2 separate regions of the Homo sapiens genome follow, and region 2 is linked to region 1. A link is an interaction called in ENCODE POLR2A ChIA-PET data of the cell type or tissue named here. Cell type or tissue: B cell. All regions are shown on one strand. Each heading gives the region's core, and the rest is flanking DNA. Links, peaks and the distances in the headings are about the cores only.

Evidence for each region. Peaks named below come from ENCODE experiments on the same cell type or tissue, not always from the same donor. Only the 100,000 strongest peaks of a DNase experiment are listed, where the experiment ranks them.
Region 2: POLR2A ChIA-PET joins it to region 1 with 6 read pairs; 1 of 35 experiments calls an interaction of 5 or more read pairs at or near these places.

The regions. Positions count from the first base shown.
Region 1 is chr17:59,635,688-59,648,143 of GRCh38, reverse strand. CLTC (clathrin heavy chain) reads right to left here. Exons shown (of 32, transcript NM_004859.4): 2 at 3,661-3,868; 3 at 478-746. Among named protein-coding and RNA genes, the nearest start is that of CLTC, 22 kb to the right of the region's middle. RefSeq lists a silencer at 5,803-5,882. In B cell, for the core only: no CTCF peak of the experiment used is centred there; DNase peaks (open chromatin) are centred at 4,483 and 5,863; H3K4me3 peaks cover 2,602 bases; H3K27ac peaks cover 5,137 bases.
Region 2 is chr17:60,082,154-60,094,609 of GRCh38, reverse strand. HEATR6-DT (HEATR6 divergent transcript) reads right to left here. Exons shown (of 2, transcript NR_135648.1): 2 at 5,915-6,449. It also overlaps the pseudogene WFDC21P. Among named protein-coding and RNA genes, the nearest start is that of HEATR6-DT, 9.1 kb to the right of the region's middle. RefSeq lists enhancers at 5,059-5,268, 5,459-5,528. In B cell, for the core only: no CTCF peak of the experiment used is centred there; DNase peaks (open chromatin) are centred at 3,239, 3,979, 5,099 and 5,269; H3K4me3 peaks cover 3,045 bases; H3K27ac peaks cover 4,513 bases.

The DNA of each region.
Region 1 (12,456 bases), core at 1,394-9,393:
TAGCAGGATTTATAATTATTTGTCACTTCATCTCTCACTGTAGATTTGATACTTCTTAACTTAAAATCAGCCCCAAACATTATCTTGTTAAAGCCTAACATAAATGTTTAAAATATGCCTCATATACGTCTTAAACAAAAAGGTATAGAAGCATTCATTCTGCAGTAAATACTCCATAATAAATCCCAAATCATTCTTACAGAAACTCAATTTCTACTCAATCTCCACAGAAGAGCTAAAAACGCTTGGTAAGAGCATTCTGAAATTATATGTCAGTATAGCAAGGGAGCGAGGAAGAAGAGAAGGGAGGGAGGAAGGAGAAGAGAAGGGATGGGAGGAAGGAAAAAAAAAGTCTTCCAAAATAAGTGAAATTCAACAGGATTGAGTATAGAAAGACCTAATTTCAAAATCAAACTGCATTCTGGGCACAACCGTGTTCTAAACCTCTTCTTCATAAAAAAATAGTTAAAATGTTACCTGTGCAGATATACCAGTCAGAAGTAACCACTTTTGTTTTGCATCTGTACGGTAATTGATAATCTGGCACCCTGCAAGGCTAGAATGGCGATCAAACATTTTCACTGGCTGAGACTCTCCTTCCATACTCCAGTGATAAACTGCATTATCCGTAACAAGAGCAACCGTATTCAAAGAGATCCATTTCCAAAAGGTGACATCATCAGTCATGGTATGAGCCTTCATTTTACTTTTCATTTCAATGTTAAAAATCTGAAGAGTTTTCCCAGCTAAAAACAAAATCAAGAATTATAAATCATTAAAAGAGTAAAGTTTAGAATGAATACCTACCTAGACTAGCTCTGTCACTTCCAAACAAAAATAGTTCTATTACGAGACGAGTTGCATCGATACAGCAGCAACCATTAAAGAGGTAACAGCTAAGACTAAGCAAACAATCTACATCTACGTTTTAAGCAAAAACTACATTACCTCTAATAAACACACTTTAAACAGATAGTATGACTTCCATGGAATTCTAAATCCCAACTGAAAATAAGCCTAATGAATAGTTTTCTTAACAATAATTGAAAACAAAGCTGTCACCTTCATACTTGTAATTAAGTATGTTTACTTTACACATAAACTTAGTTGCATGTACACAAGACAAAGCAACTCTGATAACAAACACATGGGGGAAAGAAAATGTATTTTTTTAAAGGCAGTCATCTCTCATCTAAATAAATCTTGTGGAAACTGCTTTTTAAAAAGAGGATCTGCTTCAATTCTGTCTTGTTGCCACTAGCACGTAAGAGAAGTGCCTGCTACATTTAACCGGCTTAAGATAACAAAGGGAAGGTAGAGGTGCTGGAGGAAAGGAGAGGGAGACAAAGGAAGAGGATAGTTTCAGATGCTGTTAATATACTGGAGATAAGAACAAAGTGCAAGCTTCATCCAATTAAGAAAGCAAGCATTTAGTTAAAAAAGGATGAAATTTGCCTTGAGTGTTAAGAGTCCACTGAGTCAGATGCAAAGGCTTGTACTTGTAGTTTGAAATCCATCAGTTCAAAATGTGATTTGGTATAAATTAATAGAGGCCAAAGCCTACAACTATCACTAGGCTATCAAGATTAGTCTTTAAAGACTAAGAAAAACACCATTCCTGAGACACAGAGAATCTGGCTCCTGAAGGACCAAAATTTTAAGATTCGGGTGCTGGGGGGACAAAGAAGGGGGGCAAAACATACAGCTTTGTACTACAACCCTCCGTAACACATGTGCAAAAATTTCTTTCATAAAATGAAGAATGTTATTCCCATCCCACACAGTATGTAAACCACAACCAGACTTGAAAAATTGTGAGAGTTACAGTCCTGTTTATAAAAAGAAGCCAAGGGGTTCAAAACTGGCTTCAGAGGGAAGCAGTATTTTGGAATGACTTACTTTCCTTTGCTGCCTTCCTCAACTCCCAGATTATTAGGGGTTGGAATATATACATAAGTGGGGTGGTCTTGGGGAGGGGGACAAGGGATGACAGCTTGACTCCATAGTGCAGACATATAGGGACAAATCTATGATGTTATTGTACAATGCTCCGAAAATCTTTTCAATTTATTCTTTTTATAGAACAGGACAATAACTAATACAATCTAATTTAAGATAACTCACCATCTGCACACATAAGAAAGCATTAAGAAATGTGATAAGATAACAATAACATTAAAAATAGAAAAGAATTTTGGCAAAATTAAAATGATGGCCTTTTAATAGAGAGGCATGGGAATTGCTAAGGACCTGAATTTAAATTCTTTAAAGAGTCTGAAGGAAGCTTAATACCCTAAATAGAAGTAATAGAAGTAAAACACTTACTGTCACAAAACATCTGGTCCTATGTGAAAGCTGGACCATTTTTCCTCGAGATGAGATGAGTTTCTATCTTAGATATGTGATAGTGACTTATTTGTTTGAATATCCTAGTCCTACCCAACCCTATTCACTCTCCAACTAGTATTATTACTATATACAAAGTTTAAATCATGTAAAGAAAAGTCAAAGTTCAGCACCTCTAATAACTTAGTCACAAATTTATCAACAAATTACTGCGAACTTGAACTCTTCTTTCTTCTATCAAAATGAAAAACAAAGCAGGCAATCGAATGCCTTTTTAAGAGTCAGTTTGTCACCGAGCCCTCTTAAAAACATCTGTTTTAAAGGGTCAATTAGTCTCATTCTAAAGTTCAAAGGAATACAGCTTCCGTGACAGTCTAAGAGTCTTTGAACTCTGTTTAGACTTAAGCTGCACAGTTCCCTTGTTGGGACAATTAAAAAGTTAGTCTGAATAAACTCAAATACCCTTCACTCAAGAGCTTTAATATCCACCTAAATACAAACACACTTTAAACAATTACTGTAAATTCAAGCCATTTCTAGAACCCAATAATCTAAGTGAAACACAAGCCCGAAGTATAAAAAAAAAAGCACAGAATCAAAGGCAAGTTTATCATCATAACAAAATTCTGCAATGTTTAGGTGCTAATATTAGTAAAGTATGTTCTATTCCAGAATATGAATCACTAATTTCTTTCCTCTGTAGAGAGATATGTTTAGCACAGTTTTATACCAGATACAAAATTTAAATGCATTTATTCTAAAACTTAAAATTATTCTAAGTAGATATATGTTAAGACATTCCACAGATACATTCCAAGTAAAAGTAATTAAAGTGGTTTAAATCAAGTTCGGTATTAGCAGATCTATTTTCTTTAACCAAACTTAATCAATATACTTAAAAAGGTAAACCCTAGTTATTGTACTTGCATAAATACATAGGAAGAGCTGGCTGGGCGTGGTGGCTCACGCCTGTAATCTCAGCACTCTGGGAGGCCGAGGCAGGCGGATCATGAGGTTAGGAGTTCGAGACCAGCCTGGCCAACATAGTGAAACCCCATCTCTACTAAAAATACAAAAAAACTAGCTGGTTGTGGTGGCAGGCACCTGTAATTCCAGCAACTCGGGAGGCTGAGGCAAGAGAATCGCTTGAACCTGGGGGGTGGAGATTGCAGTGAGCCAAGATCGTGCCATTGCACTCCAGCCTGGGTGACAAGAGTAAAACTCCGTCTCAAAAACAAACAAACAAACAAAAAAAAAACAAAAAAAAACAAAAACATAGGAAGAGTTTTAAGGAAAACCCACATTCTTTTATACCTTTCAGTGCAATTACTTTGCTAGCTGGATTCATGATGGCGCTGTCTGCTGAAATTGGTCTTCGAATTGGATTACTTGGGTCATTCATATCAATGATTACCACCTGGGCCTGCTCTCCTACTTTTTCTCTAATGCAGATGAATTTGTCAGACTCCATAGTCAGGGTACTGAAGCCAATGTTTGCTGGGTTGATACCCAGGTTCTGGAGCTAGAAAAAATAATAAGAAACCATGTTACCAAGTGGATTCCAAAGACTTGACATTCATATATGCTCATCAACACAAATCCTCACTTAACATTAATGCTTCAAGGTCACAATAACATCTACATTATGTTAATTAAAGAGAGACTATTAATAGCCAAGTATTGGACCTTCTCTTCTTCAAACAAACATGCCATTCAACTGTTTCAAATAAGAGGCAGAACAAATACAGATGAAGTTAAAGGAAAGAGCAACATCTGCAAGGTAGCATGCATGGTTCAAGGGATTTGAGGTAATTGAGTTTCTTGATTTATTTTAAGACCTTGGAACTATTGGACCAGTCCTCTCTCACCCCCCTTAACATGTAGCAGTTATTTGTTCACGCTTCAAGAAGCTGAAAAATTAAGTTACAAGCATAAAAAGATCTAAAATGTCACAGAATTCTTGATCTAAATAAAGGAACTTGAATAGCAAGAGCAAACAAGTTCTAATTCTGTGCAAAAAGTGCCAAAACAAAGATATGTAAGAGGGATCTTGTCAAAGGCTACACAGCTAAAGCAATGTGTTCAAAGGAGGCAGGCGAGAGAATTCTCAACAGAAAGAGCATGTGGTAAAGCACAGAGACGTAAAAGTGTGGTTGGCTAAGGGAACTACAAGTACTTTTGTAACACTATAGGATTGAGGGAGTACACAATTAAGGTTAGAGAAATGAGCAAGGGCCAGACCAACAAGCTAAACATACCTCAGTAAGAATCCTGAGTTTATTCTACAGGCGAAGGGAGCTACTTAAGGATTTTAACAAGGAAAATAATGGAATTAGATTTGCTTTGTGTACTCAGAAAATACTAAAGTATCTGCTAAACAAATATAGTGGATCTAAAGATGGTAGGTCTTTGCAAACCAATTAAGTATGTAAGAACAAAAGTCACTTGTTACTAGGAAGAAATCTCTACCATAGTGGGTTATTAATACTCTGGGTGACTAACTATGTTGTAACAGATTAAGTCCTACTAAAAGAAGCTACATGGAGGCTTTATTTTATTAGCCTTGGCCAGACTAGTTTTATCCCCCTTTCCTCCAAAGGTAATATAATAAATTCGCATGGTACAAAATACACACACACACACACACACACACACACACACACACCCCAGAAAAGAAAAAGCATGGAAAAAAAAAAATCAAGTCTTTCTGTCACCCTTGTCCTCTAGCAATACAGTTTTCCTCCACAAACACCACCACTGTCACTATTATCTTATGGACTAAACCAGCCAAGTTAACTGTATTTTATTTAAATTCTCTTCTGAAACTCTTCTGCTAATAGTGCTTAAACATAACCAGGCCAGGCTCTGAATAAGATATAACATAAGACTACAAGGCTACATTTTACTTTCTCTTCACTCTTCTATCTCAATTACTACTGGTATTAAGTTATTAATGTTATAACTCAGTTATAAAGTGTAGTTACAGTAACTCAGTCACTGAATATAGGGGCAAGAAGTCAAACAACTCTCTAACCATTAATACAAACATCGTAATAAAGTAGATTAACCTGCTTTACAAGCTCAAGTATATGCTGTAATGCAAGGCAAATACACTAGCTTTAAAGTATGTAACTTATAATGTATTTAGTTATAGTAAAGCCTTATAAACCATTAATTTTAACTTCTTCCTGACTTTAACTTTTCTTTTGAGACAGGATCTCACATCTATTTTTCTGAGTAGAGGGTCCTTAGACTCCTTAAGTTTAATTGATAATTATCCTTTCCGATAATTGGAGAAAACATTCCAGTGGGCTCATAAAGTTCATAGAGCTATATACCTAAAAGCAGTAAGTTATGCTGTAAGAATCCTAAGCTACCCTGTAAGAATTCTATGTTTCTAAGTCTCTACCAAGCCTTCATCTAAGGCACTGAGTTTCACCTGTCACAGCTTAAGTCCCACAGTGTTTGAGGAAGTCGGAGTAAAAATAGTGTTAGTCAAATAGTGAAATTAAATTCAAAACCACAAAAGGAAGCAAACCACAGACACTACTAACTGAACCCCAAGTGATTCTAACAGATTCCTTCCTACTTCTCAACTTCAGAGGCAGGTGGAAGATGACTTTAAGAAAACACTATCAGAAAACAATGAGGAGGAAAAAGGAAAGTCAAAAACCTGTGTTTCCAATTCCTTGTTAGATCCCCAGAAAAAAAGCAGTAAGAAAAACACGCTGCATCAGTTAGCAATGACCTTCAGCCTCAGGGTATTTTACTTGTAAAAAAAAAAAAAAAAAAAAAAAACAACAAAGATTTGGCCTGGCACCTTGGTTCACACCTATAATCCCAGCACTTTGGGAGGCTGAGATGAGAGGATCACTTGAGCCCAGGAGTTTGATACCAGCCTGGGCAACATAATGAGACCCCATCTCTGCAAAAACTTTAAAAAATAAGGTAAATAAAAGATCTGGCTTTAAAGTGACAGAACTGCCTGCAACCCTAATCTATGTAATCCTTATATTACTTTCTCATTAAACATATGCTACCAAGAGAGCTATGCATATATATCTTTGATCTCCTTCAGGAATGTATTGGTACTAATCAAAATAGTCCATGTGGAATAGATATACTTTATTTAAAAAATGCAAAATTAAACAGGAGGCAAGTGACAAACTCTTTTTTTTTTTTTTTTTTTTTTTTGAGATGGAGTCTTGCTCTGTCGCCAGCCAGGCTGGAGTACAGTGGCTCGATCTCAGCTCACTACAACCTCTGCCTCCTAGGTTCAAGTGATTCTCCTGCCTCAGCCTCCCGAGTAGCTGGGACTACAGGAGTGCGCCAACATGCCCGGCTAATTTTTTGTATTTTAGTAGAAATGGAGTTTCACCATGTTGGCCAGGATGGTCTCGATCTCCTGACCTCATGGTCCACCTGCCTCAGCCTCAGTCTAGACAAGTCAGTCAGCCTCAGTCTAGACAAGAACAGAAAAGTAGCCTGTAACCTGTAATTCCTTCTTTTCCTCTCTCCCTCAGCCTCTACTAGTGAATGTAGTGTTATTCTACTACGAATGCAGTTATTAGAACAACAGTGATATGGGTTACTTCCCTAGGATTTATGTCCCAGTTTGAGTTAAAACACCAGCAAACATGAACATAATTCTGAAGTTGCAAGTTTTTTGTTTTTTTTTTTGAAACCGAGTCTCGCTCTGTCACCAGGCTGGAATGCAGTGGCATGATCTCGGCTTACTGCAACCTCTACCTCCCCAGTTCAAGCAATTCTCCTGCCTCAGCCTCCCAAGTAGCTGGGACTACAGGCGTGCACCACCACGTCCAGCTAATTTTTGTATTTTTAGTACAGATGGGGTTTGACCACGTTGGCCAGAATGGTCTCGATCTCTTGACCTCATGTTCCGTCCGCCTTGGCCTCCCAAAGTGCTGGGAATACAGGCATGAGCCACGGCGTCCAGCCGTGTCAAATTCTTAATAATGGCACATGTTTAAACATATTAAAAAAGCACACTTAAGTGGTGGTCATTTACACAACTGAACAGGACCCTGCTCCTTCCTATATAGCCTTCCTAATTGTGAGGAAAAAAAGACAGGAACTTCGGCTGGGCGTGGTGGCTCATGCCTGTAATCCCAGCACTTTGGGAGGCCAAGGGGGCGTGGATCACGAGGTCAGGAGATCGAGATCATCCTGGCTAACACAGTGAAACCCCGTTTCTACTAAAAATACAAAATATTAGCCGGGCCCATGGTGGCACACGCCTGTAGTCCCAGCTACTCCAGAGGCTGAGGCAGGAGAATCGCTTGTACCCGGGAGGCGGAGGTTGCAGTGAGCCAAGACCGCCCTACTGCACTCCAGCCTGAGTGACAGAGCAAGACTTTGGCAAAAAAAAAAAAAAGAACTTCAAGTGACCGTATTGGCTAAGAGAAGGTTAAATTTGCTTCCACCTCTTCAAATAAGGTAGGTAAGATTGTTTTCCTTACTGATGTTCCTTTTGAGTGAGAATGTCTAGAACACTCAGCAATTCTTCCCATATTTTCCTGTTATATACTCAAAAGAGAAATATGCCAAAGCACACAATAATAGGACAAGTCACTCTTATTAACTGCAAGTCTGGTTTAGGTATACCCTTACAGTAGGAGCATGTAACAGGGTGGCCAAACTATATAACTATGTCTAGTAATATCAATATAGATTAAAACTTTTAAAATGCAACATATTTTTAAACAGGTTTTATTTTCAAAACAGCACATAGTAACCATAAAGTATTCTCAGTCAGTTATAAAGGTGTGATGGCATATAAGCTATACCACAGAAACTGAATTGTATTTTTATTCTTTATTTATTGAGACAGGGTCTTGCCCTGTTGCCCAGGCTGGAGTGCAGTGGTACCACTGCAGCCTCGACCTCCCAGGCTCAAGTGATCTTCCTACCTCAGCCTCCTCAGTACCTGAGACTACAGGCGCCACCATGCCTGGCTAATTTTTTTTTTTTTTTAAGAGACAGGTTCTCCCTATGTTACCCAGGCTGGTCTCGAACTCCTGGGCTCAAGTAATCCTCCCAGCTCGACCTCCCAGTGTTGGGATTACAGGTATGAACCACTGTACCCAGCCATAAACTGAATTATACACTATGGAACTAAGCATGGATAAAGTCAAAGGACATATACAACATTCTCTATAAACTTGCAGGTATTTTCAGAGGACATATCTGAAATACATGTAATATATCTGGATACATGTATCCAAACTACAGCTACATTTTATTATCCTCTCAATCTGCAAAATGCCATTAGTGTTGAAGCTGGAGATATCCTATTTTAACATATGCTTGGAAATTCCTATGATAAAGTTTTTTTTAACTTAAAAGAATTTTTATTTTGCTGTTATAAGAATATGGAGTCAATAAACTGGGTCCAAAAAAAGGGGCTTGTTTTTTTGAATAGTTATCACGTGCATACAGTAAAGCACTAAAATCTTACAAAAGGTTATACTATGAAAAGTCACCCACCCCGTCTTTCCAGTAATACCCTTCTCCCCTAAGCAATTAGAGATACTTTTGCATTTCAGAGTTATCCTGTAGCATATGAAAGTATGTATTTCCTCCGCCCTTTTCCAACAGAATGGCACAAGACACAAAAGTATACAAATAAACTGCTTCCTTGTTTTTACAGAAAAGCACCCAAACTTTGTAACTCATTTGGTTTCCAGATTCGATTTTGGTCTGCAAGTGGCACTACTTTAGGACTTGACACCTAAACCTGGATCTAAAAAGGCAATTAAACAAATTTATTCCCTATTTATTCTTTAAAACTCTGAAGTACCCTGGAGTTACATGTTACAAATGATTTTAAAATGCATCTCCTTCCTTCTCCATTCCAACTTCTATTAACAGGGGGAGGTGGGGAGTAAAAGGTAGGATTCTGTTTTTATAATGAGAAAATAGTACTTCGGCTTCCCCATAATCTAGAGCAGGGATCCCGAACCACAGGCCGCAGACCAGTATTCCGTTAGCAACTGGGCCACACAGAAGAAGGTGAGCAGCCAATGAGCAGTCATCACCGCCTGAGCTCTACCTCCTGTCATTTCAGCCACGGCATTAGATTCTCATAGGCACGCGAACCCTATTGTGAACTGTGCAAGCGAGGGATCTAGGTTGCTCACTCCTTATGAGAATCTAACGAATGCCTTGTGATCTGAGGTGAAACAATTTCATCTGAGACCATCCCACCCCCACTCCCACCCCCAACCGGTGGAAAAATTTTCTTCCACAAAACTGGTCCCTGGTGCCGCCAAAAAGGTTGTGGACCACTGATCTAGAGAACACAGGCTGTGTTTATGTTTTCTCATATGAAACATTTGAGATGACAGTATCTATCTCAGAGGTGTGAAGATTTAATGTGAATGCAAAGAACAATGCCTGACATCTAACAGCTCAACAGATATTGCCTTCTGTTTTTTTTTAAGAGACAGGGTCTTGCTCTGTCACCCAAGCTGGAGTGCAAGAGATAGGGTCTTGCTCTGTCACCCAAGCTGGAGTGCAGTGATGTGATCACAGCTCACTGTATCCTTAAACTCCTGGGATCAAGCAACCCAGAGCTCACTGATATTAACTATTAATACATACAACATATCAGTACTTTAAGCCAGCTCAAGGTTAGCTTTTTTGCATTTGCATTTTATTATCTGCTTAATTCAGCTGTCCATAGGTTGGCTGAAACTCTGGGTGTGAATTTCTTTCAACTACTGATACTAGATTAGTGGTCTCTGGGTGCTTAACTGCCTCAGACACTATGAAATGCCTTTTTTTTTTTAAAGTTTGTTTTTGTTGGGGAAGTGAGGAGAAAAGGAAATTACACTTTAGGACTTCCAATTCTTTTTTTTCTCATACAGGGTCTTGCTCTGTGGCCCAGGGTGGAATTCAGTGGCACAATCATGGGTCACTGCAGCTTCAACCTCCTGGGCTGCTTAATTCAGCTGTCCATAGGTTGGCTGAAACTCTGGGTGTGAATTTCTTTTAACTACTGATAATAGATTAGCCTTCCAAATAGATGGTACCACCCATACGCCACCATGCCCAGCTAATTTTTTTTTTTTTTTTTTGTAGAGATAGGCAGCACTTTGTTTCCCAGTCTGGTCTCCAACTCCTGGGCTTAAGGGATCCTCCCACCTCAGCCTCCCAAAGTGCTGGGATTACAGGCATGAGTCACTGTACCCGGCTAAAAAAAAAATTTTTTTTTTTTTTTTAAGAAACTTCAGGCTGGGCACGGTGGCTCATGCCTGTAATCCCAGCACTTTGGGAGGCCGAGGCGGGCGGATCATGAGGTCAGGAGATTGAGACTATCCTGGCTAACACAGTGAAACCCCGTCTCTACTAAAAATACAAAAAATTAGCCAGGTGTGGTGACGGGCACCTGTAGTCCCAGCTACTCGGGAGGCTGAGGCAGGAGAATGGCGTGAACCCAGGAGGCGGAGCTTGCAGTGAGCCGAGATTGTGCCACTGCACTCCAGCCTGGGCGACAGAGCAAGACTCCGTCTCAAAAAAAAGAAAAGAAACTTCAGAGACATAACTGAAAGCAGTATGAGCTTTCTTGGATTCTGATTTAAACCAAACAACATTTAGGGACAATGAGGAAAATATGAATATGGACTGGTTTTCTGATATTGTTCTTAAATATCAGGGAGCTATAAATAATATTATGATTATAAGAAAATGTCCTGGCCAGGTACGGTGGCTCATTCCTGTAATTCCAGCACTTTGGGAGGCTAAGGTGGGTGGATTACCTGAGGTCAAGAGTTCAAGACCAGCCTGGCCAACATGGCAAAACCCCATCTCTACTAAAAATACAAAAAAAAAAAAAAAAAAAAAGAATTAGCCGGGCATGGTGGTGGGCACCTGTAATCCCAGCTACTCGGGAGACTGAGGCAGGAGAATCGCTTGAACCCGGGAGGCAGAGGCTGCAGTGAGCCAAGATCGTGCCATTGCACTCCAGCCTGGGCAACAAGAGTGAAACTCCATCTCAAAAAGAAAAAGAAAGAAAATGTCCTTATTTTCTAAAGATGCAAGCTGAAGTGTTTACAGGTAAAATATGATAGCCTGACTTTATTTAAAATGTTTAAGCAAAAGAAACAAATACAAGCAAATACAAGACTGGGTATGGTGGTTCACACCTGTAATCCCAGTGCTTTGGAGGTTGAGATGGGAGGATAGCTTGAGGCCAGGAGTTCGGTTCAAGACCAGCCTGGGCAACAAGGGAAGCAGAGGTTGCAGTGAGCTGAGATCGCGCCACCGCACTCCAGCCTGGGCGACAGAGCAAGACTCTGTCTCCAAAAAAATAAAAAATAAAAATAAAAAACACATCAGCAATGAGACTCAGAAATCTACGTTGAATGCTCATCAGTTTTTAATGGTTTAAACTTTGTTTTTCCTGTCTTGGTTTTAAAAATATACTCCATTTGATTGTAAATATGGAAAATGGAAAGGGAAAAAAAGTATCCATCCTTACTTGAGAGGGAGCAAAGCAGCATGCCTAGGTGCTCCATGAAAGGTTAAGGTGATTTAACACACATCAAGCACTTAGTGTGGGAGCACAGAGCACTCCATTATTTGATGAACTTCTAGTTCTGGGACTATGGTATTATGATATAGACTGTTTTTTTTTTTTTTGAGACGTAGTTTCGCTCTTGTTGCCCAGGCTGGAGTGCAATGGCACGATCTCGGCTCACAGCAACCTCCACCTCCCGGGTTCAAGCCATTCTCCTGCCTCAGCCTCCGGAGTAGCTCAGGCTGGTCTCGAACTCCCGACCTCAGGTGTCTGCCTGCCTCGGCCTCCCAAAGTGCTGGGATTACAGGCATGAGCCACCACGCCTGGCCGATATAGATTGTTCTTAAACAGACTGGTTTTAGCATCATGCTACTGTTATATACTCAAACCTTACCTGGGCCAATTCGCTTTGTTCACATGCTCCTAAAGACAGAATGGGGAAACCCTGATACATCAAGGAATCAGGAAACTTAATGGTGTTGTATGAGCATCTTAACAGAATATATTAGTGATCAAACTATGAAAATATTGTTAAGAGGACCAAAGAGGCCATGGTCCTATTAATATAT
Region 2 (12,456 bases), core at 2,756-10,755, 450 kb before region 1:
CCCACAGACCCAGGGCTGATATACCACAGGAAAAGGGCATACATGATTCAGAAGTGATGTGTAGAACAATTAAAGTATGATAACACCAAAGTTGTTTTGACCTAAGAGCAGAATTTACAGTAAGTATGTGCTGTTACACAAGGAATAACAGACAAACTAGAAATTTTATTTATTTTTTGAGATGGAGTCTCGCTCTGTCGCCCAGGCTGGAGTGCAGTGGCATGATCTCGGCTCACTGAAAGCTCTGCCTCCCAGATTCTCTTACGCCATTCTCCTGCCTCAGCCTCCCGCATAGCTGGGACTACAGGCGTCTGCCACCATGCCCAGCTAATTTTTTTGTATTTTTAGTAGAGACAGGGTTTCACCATGTTAGCCAGGATGATCTTGATCTCCTGACCCTGCGATTTGCCCATCTCGGCCTCCCAAAGTGCTGGGATTACAGGCATGAGCCACGGCGCCCGGCCACAAACTGGAAATTTTAATGGCCTTCCCAGAGCAGAGGTTAATCTGAAGGCAACATGGCAGATTACAACATGGAGTTGCTTTGGCCTTCACACAGTGACTTCAAGAAATTAAGAATCCCCAAAAGTAGCCACTCTCTTTAGGAGTACAGTGGAGGGCGGCAGCAGTGGTGGTAGTGATGGTGTTGGTAGAAGAAAGAGGTTAGGCTGACTTGTCAATGTCAGCCATTCTAACTGACTTTTGAATCATTAGATTCTCCAATGAGAATCTGCATTGTCTTAATTAGCTGCTGCAACAAAAGTAAATTGTCCCAAAGCTCAGTGGCTTGAAATAACAATTGTTCTCTGTTGCAGAAAGTCAGGAACCCCAAACGGAGGGACCGGCTGGAGCTGTGGCAGAGGAACATAAATTGTGAAGATTTCATGGACATTTATCAGTTCCCAAATAATACTTTTATAATTTCTTATGCCTGTCTTACTTTAATCTCTTAATCCTGTTATCTTCGTAAGCTGAGGATGTACGTCACCTCAGGACCACTGTGATAATTGTGTTAACTGTACAAATTGATTGTAAAACGTGTGTTTGAACAATATGAAATCAGTACACCTTGAAAAAGAATAGAATAACAGCGATTTTTAGGGAACAAGGGAAGACAACCATAAGGTCTGACTGCCTGTGGGATTGGGCAAAAAGAGCCATATTTTTCTTCTTACAGAGAGCCTATAAATGGACATGCAAGTAGGAAGGATATCGCTAAATTCTTTTCCTAGCAAGGGATATTAATATTAATACTCTGGGAAAGGAATGCATTCCTGGGGGGAGGTCTATAAAGGGCTGCTCTGGGAATGTCTGTCCTATGCGGTTGAGTTAAGGACTGAAATACACCCTGGTCTCCTGCAGTACCCTCAGGCTTATTAGGGTGGGGAAAAACCCGGCCCTGGTAAATTTATGGTCAGACCAGTTCTCTGCTCTTGAACCCTGTTTTCTGTTGTTTAAGATGTTTATCAAGACAATATAAGCACCGCTGAACATAGACCCTTATCAGGAGTTCTGCTTTTGCCCTTGTCCTGTTTTCTCAGAAGCATGTGATCTTTGTTCTGCTTTTTGCCCTTTAAAGCATGTGATCTTTGTACCTGCTCCCTGTTCATACATCCCCTCCCCTTTTGAAATCCTTAATAAAAACTTGCTGGTTTTGAGGCTTGGGCAGGCATCACGGTCCTACCGATATGTGATGTCACCCCCAGCAGCCCTGCTGTAAAATTCCTCTCTTTGTACTCTTTCTCATTATTTCTCAGCCGGCTGATACTTATGGAAAATAGAAAGAACCAACGCTGAAATACTGGGGGCGGGTTCCCCCAGTAGTTCTCATGAATCTGTCAGTCAGCTAGGGGATCAGAAGGGGGTCAGCTGATCTGTTGGTCAACTAGGGGGTCAGAAACCCAAATCTTGCTGGTTTAACTTGTTATCCCTTACTGGTTATCCCTCCCTGTGTGAAATCCAAAACTGGAGTACTTGAACAGCAAGCAGCTTTCCTCCAAGTGGTGATTCTGGGACCAGGCTCCTTCCATCTTGTAGTCTTCACCAGCTTCAACACATGGCTTCCAAGATAGCTTGCTTATGTGCTTCATGCCAGCAATAGGAAGAAGACAGTGGAAGGCTGTGCATGGGGAGCAGGGGAGTTAGGGGTCTCACACTGGAAGTGGAGTGGATCACTTCTGCTCATATTCCATTAGCTAGAACTCAATTGCATGGCTGTAGCAAACCAATGGCAAAGAAAGCTAGGAAATGTAAGCTACTGTGTCCTCAGAAAGAAGAAATGAGTCTGGTAAACAGCCAGCCAGCCTCTGCCACTCATATAGAGGCTTTCCTCCCCAGCTGTGGCTAAAGTGAAAAAGACTGACCAGCTATTTACCAAACTTAGTGGTCAAGCATTCCACAGAGTCATCCTCGTAATGTGAATGTTCTTCTGACCATTCAGAGCCTACGGAGCAGCAAAGCTGGTATTTAGAGCAGCTTTTGCAAAAGGAGAAATAAAAACTTAGATACAAAAGATGGATCAACATTTCTGAGAACCTGTAATACAAGAAGGCTTGAGTTTTTTTTTCAAGTTGGAAAGAGGAAGTAAAATGTTATTATAATCAAATATGGGATTTTCCCTACATCTGAATGTGCCAGGAGGCTTTTTACCCTAGGAAGTCTCTACTTGTTAACATTTCAGACAGTGTGACTGAATGAGGAATTCTAGATAGTTCTGTGAAGACTGGGGGAAGAAGAAAAGAGGATGCCAGTCCTTGTTCCTAGGCCAAGACCTGAGCCCTGTAATATTAATATTTGGATCTAAAATCAGGTAAACAGGGGTGTGTAAGGAAAAGTCATAAACAGTGTCATGTGAAGGAGAGAGCTTGGGATTTGAAATCAGAAAGACTTGGGGAATTAAGTTGTGTAAACCTGGGCAAACTACTGTCTCTTCGTGTGTGAAATGAAGACAACCTCTGAGAATGTTTTTGATCTTTAAAGGGGGTAGCGATAGGAGATCTGCATGTGGGGTGGGGGGTAAAATCTGGCACACAGAAGGAACTGGCCCAGTATATGCCAGTTCCTTTCTCCCTGCCCCATTTCTCTCTGTCATTCAAAGTGGCCACCATTCTTTAGAAGTCTTAATTATTAGGCAGAAGAAGCTGTTTCCCTTGGCTTAGAGAGCTTTTTTGAAAATACTTAATGCTAAACACAGGTCTATAGAATCCAGAAAGGTCAGCTTCCTACTGGGGCTTAAGCTTCCAAATACCTGTGTCATGACCCAGGATGCACATGCTGGGAGGGAAGACATAAATCATAGCCCATCTCTGCCCATCTGTGTTGTCATCAAAGGAAACTTCCCCAAGCAACATGATGTTGGGTTAAATAACTTGTCCTCAGTCATGCAGCTACTAAGTTGGAGTCAGGATCTGAGTCCAGGTGATCTGATTTCTGAGCTCAGATTCTTAGGCTTACCTGAGACACTATCTAGATCTGGTACAAGATGAAGAGGTGTAGGTGGAAGGATGCATGCCTTATATAAGATTGTGACTTTATTGACCCTCCCTTGCTAATGACTCTTTAGGCAGAATTGGTCACATACTAAGCTTCCTGACCTCCATATGGGAATCATGAGCCCGCATAGAGCCATGGAAGTGACAGTAATACTAGCTTCAGCCTTGGAGTCTCTTCATGGTTCAGTTTACAATATCCAGCAGAATAAAATAGGGACAGGTTCTGAGTTTTCTTTATCTTGAAATATTTCCTTAATTAAATTATACACTTTTGCATGAGCTGTCTGTAGATGCCCTGCTCTAGGGAATAGAAAGACATGCATCCTCTTTCTCAGAAATTCACAATAGTAGCTGCTAGTGTTGAGGGCCCTGTGCCAGGGGTATGTATGTGTACACATATTGTAATTTGGTCTGTCCAACATTGAAGTAGGAATTATACTCCCCACTTTACAGAAAAGAGAAGTGAGGCTCAGAAAGGGAAGTTAATTTTCCCAAGGTCACACAGCTAGCAAGTAGTGAAGCAGATGCGAACCAGACCCGTCACACTCCGGGGTCCTCACTCTCAGGCCACTGTGCTATACTCGGATCAGGCTTGTTTTCACAACCTCGAAACGGCCTTAGTAAACAGCCAGCAATAAGGGCCACATGCTGCTCCTCAACTCACTTAAAACCGAAGTAACAGTTTTGGGTGGATGGCACCTACTTTTAATCTGATTGAGTACTCAGAAGCCTCTAGAGTGAGTTGCTTAGCTCAAAGCAGTTATTTTGTGCTAATGAAATTGTGATTACGGGTGCCACACTAGATGAAGCAGAATTCTGTGACCTCAAAAGCTCATTTATCTGTACCCAGAGATGAGTCCAAATTATTTTCTAAGAATTTGGATGTAGCCTGACAGTAATGTGTACTAGTATAGACCACTGTCTTTGGAGTTTGACTGTGGTTCTGCCATTTAACTATTACTTGGGGCTAGTTAAACTTTCTGTGGCTTAATCTTCTCAACTGTAACGTGGCAATAATAATGCCTGTCTGTATTGGAAACCACGTGAAGTGTCTTCCTAATTACAATGGCTCTCTGAATGCTCCTCATCATCCCAAAACACACATTATTGAGGATAATAAATGCCCATTATTGAGAGCTGAGGATGAAAGATCAGTAAGACCCCATGCTAGCCAGCAAGATACAGGAGAGAAATGTAAAATGATCATAATAATTAATTACAATAGAGTCTGACAAGTCCTATGACAAAATAAGTACTAAAGAGAATGTTACTCTCCTAGGGGTGGAAGTTGAGGAAGGTTTTGGAGGTGACATTTAGGCTGGGCCTTGTTAGATAAGAAGGATTTGCAGAAAAGGTCAGTTGTTTGCCCAAAGGACTTCTAACCAATGGCATTTCAGGAACTGTGATACATGAAGTAGAACAGAGTGGGTCTCTCCCTGTAACCTCAGAGTTAGGAACCAGAAGTGAAACATCATGTACTTTAGACTTACAAGTGAAGTCTAAAGTTGACTTCACTTTAGAAAGTGGCCCAGGGGGCCTATCACAAGGTTGCAAACTTGTCTCACTACCCTCAACTAGCCCAGGTATCCTCCTTATCTCACATTATATAAGGTATCTTGTGGGACACACGACACATGGCCAAAAGTTATACATGTCTCCCTGCATCCTTGCCATTGGAGAGGGAAGAGGGTATATTTCTCCCTACCCCTGACAACATCCCCACTCCCCTGCAAAAAAAAAAACAACGGGAGTGTGTGTTTAAGAAAATCATTCATCTAGATTAGGAGTGCTACAAGGAGGGGGAAATGAAACCTCACTCCCCAGCTGGTTGGTTACTATGGTCCCGCCCCCACTCCCACCCCAGAGCTGCAGGACGAGAGATATCCTAGAAGAGTTTAATATGCATAACTTGAGTTTGGGTTCTCAGAAATGAAGTTGGATGAGATGAAGCAGAGCTTTATCTCAAGAAAATTACATAGCTCCTATAGGCAAAGACCATCACATCTGCCTAGGTATCCAGCAACAGAATCAGACCAAGGCAGTGGGAGACTGAGGCCACCTCTCTACCACCAGCAGGTGATAAGGGAGCACCCCTGCCTGTTCTGTACTGCTTTTCCCTGCCCTCATTTCCAGAGGTGCTAGGCCTGGAAGTTGGGGGTGGAGGTGGGCGGGTGTGGTGGGTCGGGGGAAGAAGGGAAAGAGCAGACTGCACCCTTGCTACCTGGCACCTAGCTCCCAGACTGTAATTTCTCTGGGATTCTCTCATGCCTAGCCCACGCCTGGCCCAGAGCAGACATTCAATACTTATGTTGAAAATGAATGAGTGAATGAATATACATAATAAAAGTTAATACTCATCCCTCCACCCTCCCCACGCCAGCCCCTTTTTCTCAGTCACTCACAGCTTTTTTGATTTAGGAGTCTTTTTCATTATTTAACTTTTTTTTTTTTTAATTTTGTAGAGACAGGGTCTTGCTCTTGTTACCCAGGCTGGTCTTGAACTCCTGGGCTCAAATGATCCTCCTGCCTTGGCCTCCCAAAGTGCTGGGATTACAGATGTGAGCCACTGCAACTGGCCTGGTGTAGGAGTCTTATTTTTCTGTCAGAGGAGGGCGTTCCCTTGGCTCAGAGCCTTGCTTAGGTAATGTAGAAGGACCCAGGGTACACAGGGTGGGTGGCTATTCTCCAGAAATGTCAGTTTCTGGGCAGGGCTTAGGTGTCTGCAGTCCCTAGTCCCACCCCTGGCCTTGCATTCCAGCTCAGCGGGTGGAAGGTATAAATTTCAGCTGCTCTCAGCCCTGCTGTGTTTTTCCAAAGCCTTCCAACAGCAACATGAAGTTGGCAGCCTTCCTCCTCCTGTGATCCTCATCATCTTCAGCCTAGAGGTACAAGAGCTTCAGGCTGCAGGAGACCGGCTTTTGGGTGAGTCCAGGCAGAAGGTAGCCCTGTTCATTTTTCCTTGAATGAGGGGGCCAGAAAGTAGGACATCAGGGACCAGTGTGTGTGGGGAGGAGAGGGGAAGAAAGGAAAGAAGAAAAGGTCTTAAAAGGCCACTGCAGGGACCCTCCAACTGCCGCTACTCAGCTCCCCAGAGCAGAATCTCTTTTCTTCTACCTCCACCTTCCCGCACTCCTTTCCCTGGGTCACCGCTCCATTTGGAATCTCTGTACCTCCCCTCTTACCCCCTCATCAGCCACCCTCTGACTCCTGCCCTCTCCCTCTCCATAAGCTTCTTCCTCTCTTGCTACAAGTAAATTGGATCACCTAGAGAAAATATTTTCTGAATCATGTTAAATATTAATCATCTCAATCTCTTCTTTTCCTTTTACCAACATTCTCAAAGGAGTAATCTTAATTCTCTGCCCTTATTCCCCCATAAGTTATTCCTTGACCCCTTGAAGATGGCCTACAGCCTCCATCCCTGCCCCATCACTCTCCTGAAACTTCTCTCCCAGATCCTGTGGACAAATCTCATGACTCCTCAGTCACCAAGTCTTTAACCTCTGTAGTGTCCGACACTGCTCGCCACCTCCTCAGTTCTCAAACTTTCTTTTCTCCTGTATTATCCTTCATGGTATTTTATTCTTCTCTCTAAACATTATTGGATTCAGTTATTACTTTCCTCTCTTCTTTGCTCTCCTTCCCCTGACATTAAACTGGTTGCCAAATACTGTCCATTCTCTGAGAGTGTCTCTTGCATATGTTCTTTCCTTACCCTGCCATCTCCCATTGTCACGCAGTATTTCCAGCCCCGATGACCTCATGTCTGGGCCATCCAAGGAGCTTCCTAATAGCTCTCCCTGCCCCTGTCTTTCTGCAGCAGTTTGCTTGCTTGTTGAATTCTGTTCCATTCTAGGCTCTCACACCAGAATAATCTTCCTAATTAAACAGCAATCACATCTCTCTCTTGATCTATCAAATGAAATCCAAACTCCTGAGGCCCTCGAGATCTGCCCCCCAACCCCCGTAACTTTATCCCCTGCTTACTTTTCCTGCTTCATTTCCAGCTGTTCCCTAACACTTACCCAGCCCTCCATCTGCCACTCCTCCTGTGTTCCTTGTGTTTCACGGTGAGGAGTGAAGTGGATGAGGCACCCAGGGTGCAAACATGAAATGGGTGCTCACCGCCAGCATTGTGCAAGGCACCTCACTTGCCTCACCCTCATCCCAGCCCTTTTGCATTTCCCCTTGTGAACTGTTGCTAGTAATTCTTCTTTCTTCTCACAACACTCCACCCATGCCCCTCAGTTCTGCCTTAAAAAGATTCCTGCACTTCAAAACTCACCTTTTCTGATTAATCTAATTGGAAGTAATGTCATATTCTCTGAGCCTTTTTTTTTTTTTTTTGGCAGGATCTTGCTTTGTTGCCCAGACCAGAGTGCAGTGGCATGATCATGGCTTACTGCAGCCTCAATCTCCTGGTCTCAAGTGATCCTCCTATCTCAGTCCCCCAAGTAGCTGGGACAACAGGCATGTGACACTAAGCCTGGCTAATTAAAAAAAAAAAAAATTGTAGAGACTGGGTCTCACTGTATCACCCAGGCTGGTCTCAAACTTCTGTGCTCAAGTGATCCTCCCACTTCAGCCTCCCAAAGTGCTGGGATTACAGGCATTAGCAACCATGCCTAGCTGAGACTCTTTAATTCTTCAGATATACCTCTCTTAGGACACTTGTTACATATTGCTTTGTTTTTAGTACTTTGAATATGTTTTATCCATATTGTTAGACTCTAAGCTTGTTTGTCTTATATCTTTGTATTTGCTGGATAATTTCCTCTATTTTATACATAGTAAGAAATCAACATATACTTAATAAGTATATATTATTGACTTAATAAGTCAAACTGCTGTGAGTGGGGAAGAGGAATCTTCAGCCTGCTCACCACAAATCAACAAAAGCTACGGGAAGCATGGGGGGATGGTACTGATTTTCTCTGAGGTCTACAACTACATTGAAGATATCCCACCAGGTCCCCTTCTTATACCCCTCAGATACTGCTAATCAGTCCTAGCACTCTTTCTCTTTGAACCTGGACAAGGTGTCTGACCCTTCTCAACACAGCATCAGACAGCCACCTCTATTGACTGAAGTTGACAATGGAGAATAAAACTCATTACCCCTGCTGAATCCAGGGGCCCCTTTTTACAGATGAGAAAAGTTCCAGAAAGACCCAGAGACATAATCAGGTAAAGAAATTCCTGCTAATAGCTGAGTAGCCAATCAAAGTACAGTACATATTCATCCAGAGTTCTGCATATGTTTTCCTAAAAGCCTGTGCGATCTTAACCAACTCTTTGAGCCTACTTCATTGGTCCTCAAAGAGCTTGATGTTCTGGGAACTTGGGAGCCTCCAATCAGGTCCAGAATGACTCCTTGAAATTTGGAGATATGTACCTAGGTCAGGATGAGCTTCACCATGTGGGACAGCAGAAGGTGCTCAGACTGAGGGGCCAGGCAAATCTCAGTTGAATCTCACTTCTGTACCCACTGGCTAGCAAGTCACCTCTGTGAGCCCCAACTGCCACACCTGTAAAGTGGGCCTAGTAAGACTCACTGCATGGGGTGACTGCAAGTGTCTCCCGATGGCACATGGTAAATGTGAGTCTCTTCTTCTCCACTCTATTCCCTGCAGAGTGGGGAAAGTGAAGACATTTAAGTGGGTTTCTCTGCACTTCCCCTCCACAAACACAATTATCCCCATCTCTAAAGTCGGCCTTACTGTTTTGAGATTATGTGAATGCATTGCTTTTAACTAGAATATATAAGATGTTAATGATATTATTCTTCAAGTAATAAATCATATTGCATATTGAATGAAAAGAAAAATGTAGAACTGACTTCTTAATCAAGGGCTGTTCTCCCTAGCATCTGTCCCAAAAGTACGGTGGTTTTCAGCACATCCGTTCTTCCATAGGTACCTGCGTCGAGCTCTGCACAGGTGACTGGGACTGCAACCCCGGAGACCACTGTGTCAGCAATGGGTGTGGCCATGAGTGTGTTGCAGGGTAAGGACAGGTAAAAACACCAGGCCCTCCCTGCTTTCTGAAACGTTGTTCAGTCTAGGTAGGTTGTGCACTTGGTCTCAGTGGGACTTTCCAGAAATGAGTAGGACAGAAACCTACCTGTCTCCCTCTTCCCCCACCCTTCCCAAGAAAAAGATGCATCCATCACAGGCTGGTGGTTTCCACACCTTTAAAATAATTCCCTAACCCAGTATGCCCTGGAGAAAAATTGGACTATTTACTTAAGCAAAATGATAAAAATCACACATAATCCCCCACCCCAAAACAATGTCTGCTTAACACTTTGGTGCATATTTTAAACATACACAAATATGTAATATTTATATAAAAATGAGATAATCATGTGCCTATTTTTATTTTTTATTTCACTTAAAAGTAGCTACCAAACAACTTTTAATGTCAATACTAATGCTTCTATCCCATCATCTTTGATAACCTATAGAAGTTCATCAGCTATGCTCAGATACTTAGCAACCTTTAGTAATACATGTTTAAGATATTTCTTATTTTGATATTATGAATATGATTGTAACAAATACTAAATTGGCATACACACACTTATTAACTTCCTTGGGACAAATTCTAAGATGTAAAATTGATGACTAAAGAGTATGTTCATTGGTCGGGCCCGGTGGCTCACACCTGTAATCCCAGCACTTTGGGAGGCTGAGGCGGGCGGATCACGAGGTCAGGAGATCGAGACTATAATGGCTAACATGGTGAAACCCTGCCTCTACTAAAAATACAAAAAAAATTAGCCAGATGTGGTGGGGGCACCTGTAGTCCCAGATACTCAGGAGGCCGAGCCAGGAGAATGGCGTGAACCTGGGAGGTGGAGCTTGCAGTGAGCCGAGATCGCACCACTGCACACCAGCCTGGGCAACAGAGGGAGACTCCATCTCAAAAAATAAAAATAAAAATAAAAATAAAGAGTATGTTCATTTTAACCCTGTGATGTACATTGCCATGTTGACTTATGAGAACCCCTTTTCTGTGAAAATATCTCAGGGGCCTCACAGGATAATTTATTTGTTTTCAGTAGCCATTAGTTGAAAAATGCATAATAAAAAGCTACCAGTTTTGATTATAAACTAAGTTGCACTAAACACAACAGAATCAGCATACACTTTAAATAAAAACCCTTTGTGTTCAGAATGTATTGTTTGGCCAATCCACCTGCAATCCTTGGACTGCTTAGGGCCTGGCTGGCTCTTTGCAGGTGTGATTGATTTCCCAAATTGGGAACTGTTGCCTCTTGATTGTATTCTGTGGATCCAGGTCCCCAAAACAGCAGGTCTCGGGCAAAATTTTTTTTGTCTTTTTCTCAGATGAAGAGTTATCTTAAGGATCATCTTTCCCTAAGATCGTCATCCCTTCCTGGAGTTCCTATCTTCCAAGATGTGACTGTCTGGAGTTCCTTGACTAGGAAGATGGATGAAAACAGCAAGCCTGTGGATGGAGACTACAGGGGATATGGGAGGCAGGGAAGAGGGGTTGTTTCTTTTAATAAATCATCATTGTTAAAAGCACTCATACTATTTGAGTTATTTGGTTAAAGGTGAGGAGGAGGGGGAGGAGGACAGATGACATTTGTTGCGTACTGACTATCAACAAGGACCATGTTAAATTCTCCCCAGGCATTATCTAAGTAACCTTAACAACCTTTTGACTGCACTTCTTATCATTACCATTTGAGGACACTGAGGTTTGGGGCAGAGTCATATAGCAGGTAAGTGTCAGGGCCTAAACTATAATCTCATGTCGAACGCCATATAAGTCCTATGCATTATAGCATGGTGGTCAGGAGCCCTGACTCTGAATTTCAAACCCAGGCACACCACACAGCCATGTGGCCTTCAGTGAGAGTCTTCATCTTTCTGTGATTCGACTCATATATATAATAGTACCTCATGAAACTACAAAGATTAAAGAGGGTCACATAAAGTGCTGACACATAGAAAGCATTCAGTAAGTGTTAACTACAATGATTATTAACACAGTAGTACCCCTAATCCACGGGGGATATGTTTCAAGACCCCCAGTGAATGCACAAAACCGTGGATCGTATCAAACTCTACATATACTGCCGTGGATAGTATCAAACTCTCTATATATGTGTTCTGTCCTATAAATACATCCTTATGATAAAGTAAATTTATAAATTAGGCACAGTAAGAGATTAACAATAACTAATAATAAAATAGAACAAATATAACAATATGCCAGCATCACTACTCTTATGCTTTGAGACCACTAAGCAAAATAAAGGTTACTTGAACACAAGCACTGGGACAGTGGATCTCATAACTGAGATGGTTATTAAGTGACTAACGGGTGGGTAGCATATAAAGCGTGGATATGCTTGACTAAGGGATGATTCACATTCCAGGCAGAATGAAGTGGGATGGCGCAAGATTTCATCACGCTACTCAGAACAGCAGCAAGTTGAAATGTATGAATTGTTTATTTCTGGAAATTTCCATTTCGTTTTTTTTTTCTTTTTTTTTTGGACGGAGTTTTACTTTGGTCACCCAGGCTGGAGTGCAATGGTGTGATCTCGGCTCACTGCAATCTCTGCCTCCCAGGTTCAAGTGATTCTCCTGCCTCAGCCTCCCAAGTAGCTGGGATTACAGGCGTGTGCCAACACGTCCGGCTAATTTTTGTATTTTTAGTAGAGATGGAGTTTCACCATGTTGGTCAGCTGGTGTCGAGTTCCTGACCTCCAGTGAGCAGCCCGTCTCGGACTCCCAAAGTGCTGGGATTACAGGCATGAGACACTGCGCCCAGCGCATTTCATATTTTCATACTGTGATTGACCACGGGTAATTGAAAAGGCTGAAAGTGAAACTACTGATAAGGGGGGACTCCTATGTAATCACATAGATAGGCTGATGACCCTGAAACAGAACTCAAGGCCAATCCTCCTTCCTAGCCTCTCCTG